2 separate regions of the Homo sapiens genome follow, and region 2 is linked to region 1. The links are chromatin contacts, found by Hi-C or POLR2A ChIA-PET in ENCODE. All regions are on one chromosome and are shown on one strand. Each heading gives the region's core, a stretch centred on a gene start or an enhancer-like site at or near the end of the contact. The rest is flanking DNA. Distances are from core to core; before and after follow the strand shown.

Evidence for each region. Hi-C counts contacts between places; a loop is a spot of excess contacts on that map. ChIA-PET counts read pairs that join two places held with the same protein, here RNA polymerase II (POLR2A).
Region 2: a loop to region 1 is called in a map of PC-3, with 2.3 times the contacts of the local background. The contact joins two enhancer-like sites. A Hi-C loop is called at or near these places in 3 of 168 maps with a recorded cell type or tissue (PC-3, endothelial cell of hepatic sinusoid and posterior vena cava). POLR2A ChIA-PET finds 5 or more read pairs at or near these places in 4 of 52 experiments (A673, AG04450, H1 and 1 more).

The regions. Positions count from the first base shown.
Region 1 is chr5:16,806,262-16,811,193 of GRCh38, forward strand. All of the region lies in intron 3 of MYO10 (myosin X), which reads right to left. Among named protein-coding and RNA genes, the nearest start is that of MYO10, 130 kb to the right of the region's middle. RefSeq lists enhancers at 1-128, 129-629, 3,113-3,612. Within about 2 kb of position 3,605, at least 10 of the 41 ENCODE cell types and tissues checked have a DNase peak (open chromatin) inside an H3K27ac peak, as active enhancers do.
Region 2 is chr5:16,843,550-16,847,804 of GRCh38, forward strand. All of the region lies in intron 2 of MYO10 (myosin X), which reads right to left. Among named protein-coding and RNA genes, the nearest start is that of MYO10, 91 kb to the right of the region's middle. Within about 2 kb of position 2,827, at least 3 of the 41 ENCODE cell types and tissues checked have a DNase peak (open chromatin) inside an H3K27ac peak, as active enhancers do.

The sequences.
Region 1 (4,932 bases), core at 2,355-4,854:
ATCGGGAGGTGGAGGTTGCAGTGAGCCAGAGGTTGCAGTGAACCGAGATCACGCCACTGCACTCCAGCCTGGGCCACAGAGTAAGACTCTACCTCCAAAAAAAGGCCGGGTGCGACGGCTCACACCTGTGATCCCAGCACTTTGGGAGGCAGAGGCGGGCGGATCACGAGGTCAGGAGATCGAGACCACGTTAACACGGTGAAACCCCATCTCTACTAAAAATATAAAAAAATTAGCTGGGCGTGGTGGCGGGCGCCTACTACGTAGTCCCAGCTACTCAGGAGGCTGAGGCAGGAGAATGGCATGAACCCAGGAGGAGGAGCTTGCAGTGAGCCAAGATAGTGCCACTGCACTCCAACCTGGGCGACAGAGCAAGACTCCGTCTCAAAAAAAAAAAAAATCAAGTATAACTGAGAAAACTTAAAGTGACTCAGTGGCCTCATACAGGATGCTTATAGAGACCAAGGGACCCAGGTTGGATATCACAATCCCAATGCAGAAATAACTCATCTAAACAGCATGGTTTGGTCAAGTCAGAAGACACCAAGTCCACAGCCCTGAAGAACCTCCCCTGGCACTGCTTCACTCCCCCGGGACTAAGATTCTGATCAGTAACAACAAGGGATCCTCTGTTACCCCACATGACCGCTATGTGCTACAGAAATCAGAGGTATGTATCATCGCTATTGTTAATGAAAATAAAACCACAATGCTTTTCGTCATGTAGTCCTGAAAAGCTGGATGTAGAAGATACAATTTGAAATGCACTGGGGAAATGGGTTATTTAAAGTCTGTGCTATGGCAGCTAAAGGGAAGAGTTGTTAAGAAGTGAGATCCATTATCCAGATTTATTTCGTACTCACCATCCCCCCGTTTCCTTCTCTCTCAAACACCTCGGCTAAATACGGCAGTGACTTACTTCCTAAATCTTTATCTTGAGTGCAACTTCAGCTGTAAGTTACAGATCCATATGTTCAGTGGTCCACTGGCTCAAGCTCAACAGACATGGCTAACCTCCCCCAAACACCTGTTACTTCACACATAGTGACAACTTGACAAATGGCACCACAGCCTACCCAAATGAGTAATCCAGTAATCCTACAGAAATTCAGCTTACTTGGCCCCCAAACCCAGTTAAACACTTAGCATCTACCTCTCGGTATCTCACACAGTAACCCCTCCTAACTGGAAGCCCCTCCTTTCTCATCCACCACCCTGTGACCAAGTGACGCTTCCCCAAAACGCATGCTTAAAGTTATCCCCTACAGCTTTCATGAGTCCGTTCAAGCTCACTGAGTTGCACAGAGCCATTCCTTCCTCCATTGCTCTCGACCGCCTTGCCAGCCAGCAGCATGCAACCTTTGTTCTGGCATCTAGAATGTCCTGCGTTGGATATTAAATAACAATGCATCACAATATTTCCGTCTTTCCACATGATGATCTGCTGCCAGGACAGCTATCCTCCTTCTTGGCCAAATTCCTCTACATATGCTCAAAACTCAGGCCAACTATTAATAGCACCTCAGTGAGGAATCATTTTCTGACCCTCTCATCCCCTCCTCATTGTGACGCTCCTTCTTTGTGTTCCCATGTATTTTTATCACACCCATTGTCACCCTGAGCTATTGTTCATCGTTTGCCTGTGTCTGTCTTCACTAATCAATTAGGGACCTTTCATTTACTCAGTCTTTCAACAAGCCATTCCTGTAAGCCAGAGTCATTCTGCATCCCTGGAGCCTAACACAGAGCCTGGTACCCAGGCAGGGCGGCATCAGCATCGATATGCTGAGGACACATGATTTCACCACCAATCCACCAAATAAATTCATGTTTTAACTGTCTTCTAGTGCTTTATGCCCACTATCTTCTACATAACCCAATTGTCTGATGTTGTCCAATTAAACAATTAGAAACATTTCAGCCACGTGTAGTGACTCATGCCTGTAATCCCAGCACTTTAGGAAGCCCAGGTGGGAGGATCGCTTGAGGCCAGAAATTTGAGACCAACCTGAGCAACACGACAAGCCTCCATCTCTACAAAAAATTTTAAAAATACAAAAAATTAGCTGGCTGTGGTGGCACGCACCCATAGTCGCAGCTACTTGGGAAGCTGAGGTAGGAGGACTGCTTGAGCCCAGGAGTTGGAGGCTGTGGTGAGCTATGATCGCACCACTACACTCCAGCCTGGGCAAAAGAGTGAGGTCTAAATAATAATAAATAAAAATAAAAAATAAACACTTAGAAACAATTTTTTAAAAATCGTGAAGCATTCAAGTTTGTTGAAAATTAAACCATCTCAAGAGACAAGCTGTTAACTGAAGTCAAGGTCTTCAAGGTAGAGGCTGGCATTTCCATTTCACCTGAGTGACTTTCTGACTAAAATTCTCTCCTGATTGAAAGGAATGTATCTTTTTTATTATTATTATTTTTGAGACAGTCTCACTCTATTGCATAGGCTGGAGTGCAGTGGCACAATCTCGGCTCACTGCAACCTTCTCCTCCCAGGTTCAAGCGATTCTCCTGCCTCAGCCTCCCAAGTAGCTGGGACTACAGGCACCCGCCACCACGCCTGGCTAATTTTTGTATTTTTAGTAGAGATGGGGTTTCACCATGTTGGCCAGGCTGGTCTCAAACTCCTGACCTTGTGATCAGCCTGCCTCGGCCTCCCAAAGTGCTGGGATTACAGGCATGAGCCACCACGCCCAGCCTTGAAAGGAATCTAAACCCAAAGAGAGACAAGGAAGAAAAAAAAAAATCACAAAAAAACAAGTTTCAAATTGCCACTCTCATGTGCTGATGTGGAAGCGGCCACTCCGGAGCATAAATGTTTGGTAAAGTTTTAAAATACATATAGTCAGACAGATGGTTACAATCATCTTTTGGCTACGAGTCTTGATTTCATGTGGAAAAAAAAAAAAGCCAAAAAAACCCAGAAAGTCCTGACTGTGTTCATCTGCCCCAAGTGTGTTCAAACTGCACTGCGTTCATCTGTCCCAAGGGCACCCCAATGCCAAGGCAGTGCTAACCAACCAACCACGCGGCCTTCAGGCCACGCTGCCTCCGTGAGAGGCGCGCTGTGACTTGACTCGAGCCTTGGAAAGGGATGTAAACAAGCCAACCAAGTCTACCTTGGGAAGACTCAACTCAAGAAAATGAAACACAGATTTCAATTTGCAAGATTCCCAAACAGTCCAGTCCACGGCAGGGTATGCCCAGCCTTCACATGGCAAGCAGGCCGTGACTTCCCTGCAGGTGAACTCTGTTCAACCGGCTGCTAAAATCAATAGGCCTTTCTCTGGCTGATGCCTGCTAACACATTTTGCCTGACAGATGCAGGCTTCAAAGTTAATTCAGAAGCAACATCAAACACATTTGCAGATTTGGGCTGGAATGCCACCTAACCAAAGGAGGATATTTTTGAAACATCTAAAAATACATTAGCTGTGAAGCATAGTTCGTGCTTACTGAAGCATTTATCTTTAGAAACAGCCCCATTTCTTAAAATTGGCTCCTTTGATTCTGATCTCTGTGCTGTTTGTTCGGCAAGACAAACAAACTAACCAAAAGGCTGGGTGGAACAGGGAAGAGCTTCCTCTGGAGCCAGCCTCAACACCATAATTGCAGGCGACCGCTGAAGTTCCCTGCAGCTCTCCCCGTGATGTGGTTTTGAGCCATTCCTTAGAGACTGGGAGAGGAGTCTCCTCTGCGCAACTGACCCAGAGCTCCACAATCCCTGTAATGAAGAGAATGTGCTTCTCTTCCATTCAGCAGGAAACAAAACTGCCACGCCTCGGAACCTGGCAGCCCTTCCACTCTGGCCACTGAGCTTGCCTTCGGTGCAACAGAAACCTCTCCTGCTCTTGTCAACACTGTGCTTAGATGCTGGGTACATAATAATTTGAGATGATCCAGGGCCAGAGAGCACAGGAAGACAGAAAACAGGCACCTAAAAAACACTTGTTCTCACTCTGCTCAGGAGCTTCCAGGACGGTGCCACGTTTTCACAGCCACAGCACTTGACAAGACCGGGAGACAGTGACATGGAGCCTCTTCCATCACCTCCCTCCCTACAGTCCCCATGACTTTTCTCCCATCTCTACCCTGGTCTAAAACCCTCAGCCCTCCCCTACTGAATTACTGCAACACGCCCTCAGCCCATCTGTCCTTTCTCATCTCAGCCATATCACTTCCCTCTTAAATCTTCTGAAATTTTTCTTAGAGAAATTCTCCTTTCAGAAACCTTTAAACAGACTGGGTGCAGTGGCTCATGCCTATAAATCCCAGCACTTTGGGAGGTCAAGGTGGGAGGATGGCTTGAGGTCAAGAGTTCAAGATCATCCTGGACAACATAGCAAGATCCCAGTCTTGACAAAAATTTAAAAATTAGCCAGGCGTGGTGGTGCGTGCCTGTAGTCCCAGCTGCTCTAGAGGCTGACCTGGGAGGTCAAGGCTGCAAAGAACTATGATCACACCATTGCACTCCAGCCTGGGTGACAGAGCGGGATCCTGTCTCTAAAACAAAATAAAGGCCAGGTGCAGTGGCTCACGTCTGTAATCCCAACACTTTGAGAGGCCAAGGCGGGTGGATCTCCCGAGGTCAGTTCGAGACCAGCCTGGCCAACGTGGTGAAACCCTGTATCTACAAAAAAATACAAAAATTAGCCGGGTGTGGTGGCGGATGCCTGTAATCCCAGCTACTCAGGAGACTGAGGCAGAAGAATTGCTTGAACCCAGGAGGCAGAGGTTGCAGTGAGCCGACATGGCACCACTGCACTCCAGCCTGGGCGAAAGAGCAAGACTCTGTCTCAAAAAAAAAAAAAAAAACAAAAAGAAAACTTTAACAAATATAGTGGGGTCTGTGTACCATCAGCCCCAAACTTTCCAGGTGAGCTGATGGTAAGTGGGGGGGGGATGTTCTGGCACCACTGACAT
Region 2 (4,255 bases), core at 1,577-4,076, 37 kb after region 1:
CAGCTACTGGGCACCATCACTATGTTTCAAAATATGTCTTATTTGTCTCCATAAGGTCCTGGACTCCCTTGTCTAACTTTCTATCAGCAAGCACTCTTGACTGCCCATTGCTAAAAATCAAGTTAAAATGAAACAGTATTTTTAAATGGCATTAAGTATTTGGACTTTAGTAGAGCACATCAAATATATAGTGATGGGTAAATTACAGAAAAAAAAATTTTTTTGAAGGAATGGAACAGGCACAGGAAATGGAAAAATATCCCTTAACTACAAAAAAGCTTCTAGGTCTTCTGAAGTTCATTAACAGCATCAAAACCAATCTGCACAAGTTAACCTGAAAAGGTTAAGTGAAGACACTACTAAATAATAATTACATGGTTATACAAGAACTTCAAATACTTAACTCATATTATTTTATTATAATTTCTCCCAACAAGCACAAAGATTGACACGCTGCAAGTGGGGGAAAACAGACAGCAGATAAGTGGGTTGTCCCGTCACTCATGAATCAGCTGCTGACTAGCAACAAATCACAATCCATTTGCTTTTTCTCCTTCACCCCAATAAAATTGGGAGACTCTGTTTCATTTTTCCATTCATTGTTCCCCAAGTATCCTTAAACTGATTCTCTCAAATCATATTACTAGATAATAATTTTCTTCCAAACTATTTTTATCCACTCCTTTTTTTTCTTTGAATAATTATTTATCGAATTCAGGATCGGACTCTGAGGATTTTGCATAAATCACAGGAGAAACAAATATTTCACTATCAGGTCCACATCACGCATTAACACAGATCTTTAATGATGTCAATATTTATCCGCTTTCTCCAACGATTTATCTAACTGGCTCTTCTCTTTTCATTTTTTTTTTAGTGTCACAAAGTGAAAGGGCAAATAGTCATGAAAGTAATTATGGTAAGAAAAGAGGAATATCTAAAGTACGAAGCAAGAAAACTTACTCAATTTAACTCTTTGCTAGTTAATCTACCAGAACTGAATGGTTGCTTTTTGAAAAGCAAAGGTGGTGTTGGTGCATATTATGATGTAAAATTGGCATAAACAGGATTCTAGTGCCTAATCTATACTCAACTACTAATTCTAAATTTCACCTTGTATATTAGGTTTTGCCCTTAAAGCTATGCAAAACCAACTATAGAATTAGCTGAAAGTTACAGCAATATTAAAAACAAATACCATTGTAGACTAGATTATGCTCAATCAATAGATTTTAAATCAAGATCTGCAGAACTCTAAAAGTTTCACAGAAACCACTGCTAAGAAATGGGGTGGGGGGTGGGAGGCTGCTGTCCACCCCTTCTTACATTGCCAGTAAAATTTGTTAAACTCTCCAACAAGATTTTATTCCAACAAAGTAATTCCAGATACACACACACACACACGCACACACACACACACACACACACAGTGTATTTCCCTTTTCAAATATGACTGATCTATATTATCTTACCAAAGCCTACAATTGACACTTTAACTTGATGTATTAAAATGCTCAAAAACCTTACCTTTAAGCAAAGGGAATGAGAACAATTTAAAAGTGCTATACAGAACTGAACCTCTTCCTGAGACACGGCCCAGAGATTATACCTGCAGGTGGCAGTACATTTTTTCCTGAAAGGTAACAGATCCTTACTGCTGAATTATCTGTAGCAGAAATTTCCAAACCCTTAACTGAGACTAATTCTCAATAGCCAAATGAGAAATATAAGACCACAGAGATAATTTCTCATAAAGTTTAACTCCTTCCATTTTAAAGAGCTGTCCCACGATTATGTCCTTCCCATTTTCGGCGTGTTAAAAAAATGTCTTTTAGGCTGGGTGCAGTGGGCTCTCACCTGTAATCCCAATATTTTGGGAGGCTGAAGCAAGAGGACTGCTTGAAAGAAGGAGTTCCGCACCAGCCTGGGCAACAAAGCGAGACTCACGCCTCTTAAAAAAATGTAAAACTTAGCCGGCGTAATGGTCCACACTTAGAGTCCCAGCTACTCCAGAGTTGAGGCAGGAGGATTGCTTGAGCCCAGGAGCTCTCATGGCACCACTGTACTCCAGACTGGATGACATGGTGAGACCCTGTCTCTTGAAAAACAAAACACATCTTTAAAGATGAAAATAAGCTGGGCACGGTGGCTCACACCTGTAATCTCAGTACTTTGGGAGGCCGAGGCGGGTGGATCACAAGGTCAAGATATTGAGACCATCCTGGCTAACATGGTGAAACCCCATCTCTACTAAAAATACAAAAATTAGCTGGGCGTGGTGGCACGCACCTGTAGTCCCAGCTACTCGGGAGGCTGAGGCAGGAGAATCACTTGAAACCAGGAGGCAGAGGTTGCAGTGAGCCGAGATCACACCACTGCATTGCAGCCTGGTGACAGAGCGAGACTCTGTCTCAAAAAAAAAAGAAAAGGAAAAGAATGGCAAGAGTTATTAGATGCCCTTACTTGATAAAATAAAAAATGGGACAACTCTATGTTGGTCTCCTATAATTCCCAGATGCTCAAATCCAAAGTTCTGGGAGCCACAGAATACAGTGTCCAGGTGTTAAGGTGTATCAAGTGCTCACAGATCTTGGCAAACTTGTTTGCATGGGCTACATACTGACTTTGTTTTCAAAGTGAAATGAAGCCAAACAGAAAGACAAGCTATTGGCAGACTAATTATAACACTACCGTCTCTAAGTACCATGAGACTAAACAGGATTTGGATGAAGTTTCCTGCCTGCCAAACTTTCTGCAACATTAAAAACCACCTTGAAGTCACTCAAGGATGACAGTCACTTCTGTGTGTGAGACAAAATGTTCTAGAATGGACCTGCCAAGCCTGTTTTCTTCCTCCTTCCCACACCCAAGCATAAAGGCTAACACCTGGGCCCGCAAAGTCTACAATCATAAAAAGAAATTCTCCCAGATTTTGGTCACCATGAAAGAGCGCAGGCTTCACTGATTCACTTTCAAAGGCTATATTATCTTGATTCTTTGCTGTCAAAAATAGTTGAAACCGGTTGAGAAGGAGGGTGGCCACAAACAGGTCCATAATTAGCATGTTTGGTAGCAAAAGGTGGGAAAGGTCATCATCATCGTTGTGCAGGGACTGCCTTTGGGATGACAAGTCATAATATGTGACAAGTGTTAAGTATTTACAACATCGGACACATCCCTAAGCAGGCTCATACATTCCCTCCCTATTCTGCAAACCAACCTAGAAAGGTAAGTATTGCCATCAACATTTTGCTAATGTGTAAACAGGGCATTAAAAGTTATTTAAGGCCACGTGCGGTGGCTCACGCCTGTAATCCCAGCACTTTGGGAGGCTGAGGCAGGCGGATTACCTGAGGTCAGGAGTTTGAGACCAGCCTGGCCAACATGGTGAAACCCCATCTTTACTAAAAATACAAAAATTAGCTGGGTGTGGTGGCACACACCTGTAATCCCAGCTATGCGGGAGGTTACGGCACAAGAATCACTTGAACCCAGAAGACAGAGATTGCAGTAAGCCGAGATTGCACCACTGCACTCCAGCCTGGGCAATAGAGTGAGACTCTGTCTCCAAAGGAAAAAAAAAAGTATTTAAAAATTGCTGGCCGGGCACAGTGGCTCATGCCTGTAATCCCAGCACTTTAGGAGGCCGAGGCAGGTAGATCACGAGGTTAGCAGACCATCCTGGCTAACACAGTGAAACCCCGTCTCTATTAAAATACAAAAAATTAGCTGGGCATGGTGGCAGGTGCCTGTAGTTCCAGCTACTCAGGAGGCTGAGGCAGGAGAATGGTGTGAACTCGGGAGGCAGAGCTTGCAGTGAGCCGAGATGGTGCCACTGTACTCCAGCCTGGGCAACAGAGCGAGACTCCACCTCAAAAAAAAAAAAAAAATTGCTAGGCAGGGCCAGGTGCAATCACTCACACCTGCAGTCCCAGCACTTTGGGAGGCTGAGGCGAGAGGATCGCTAGGCCCCAGGCACTGGAGATCAGTCTAGGCAACATGGCAAAACCTATTTACAAAAAATACAAAAATTAGCCAGGCATGGTGGTGCACAACTGTAGTCCCAGCTTCTTGGGAGGCTGAGGTGGGAGGATCGCTTGAGCTTAGGAGGTTGAGACTGGAGTGAGTCGTGATTGTGCCACTGCCCTCCAACCTGGGTGACACAGTGAGACCCTGTCTCAAAAAAAATTGCTGGGCACTGTGGTGCACAACTGAAGTCTCAGCTACTCAAGAGGCTGATGCAGGAGGACTGCTT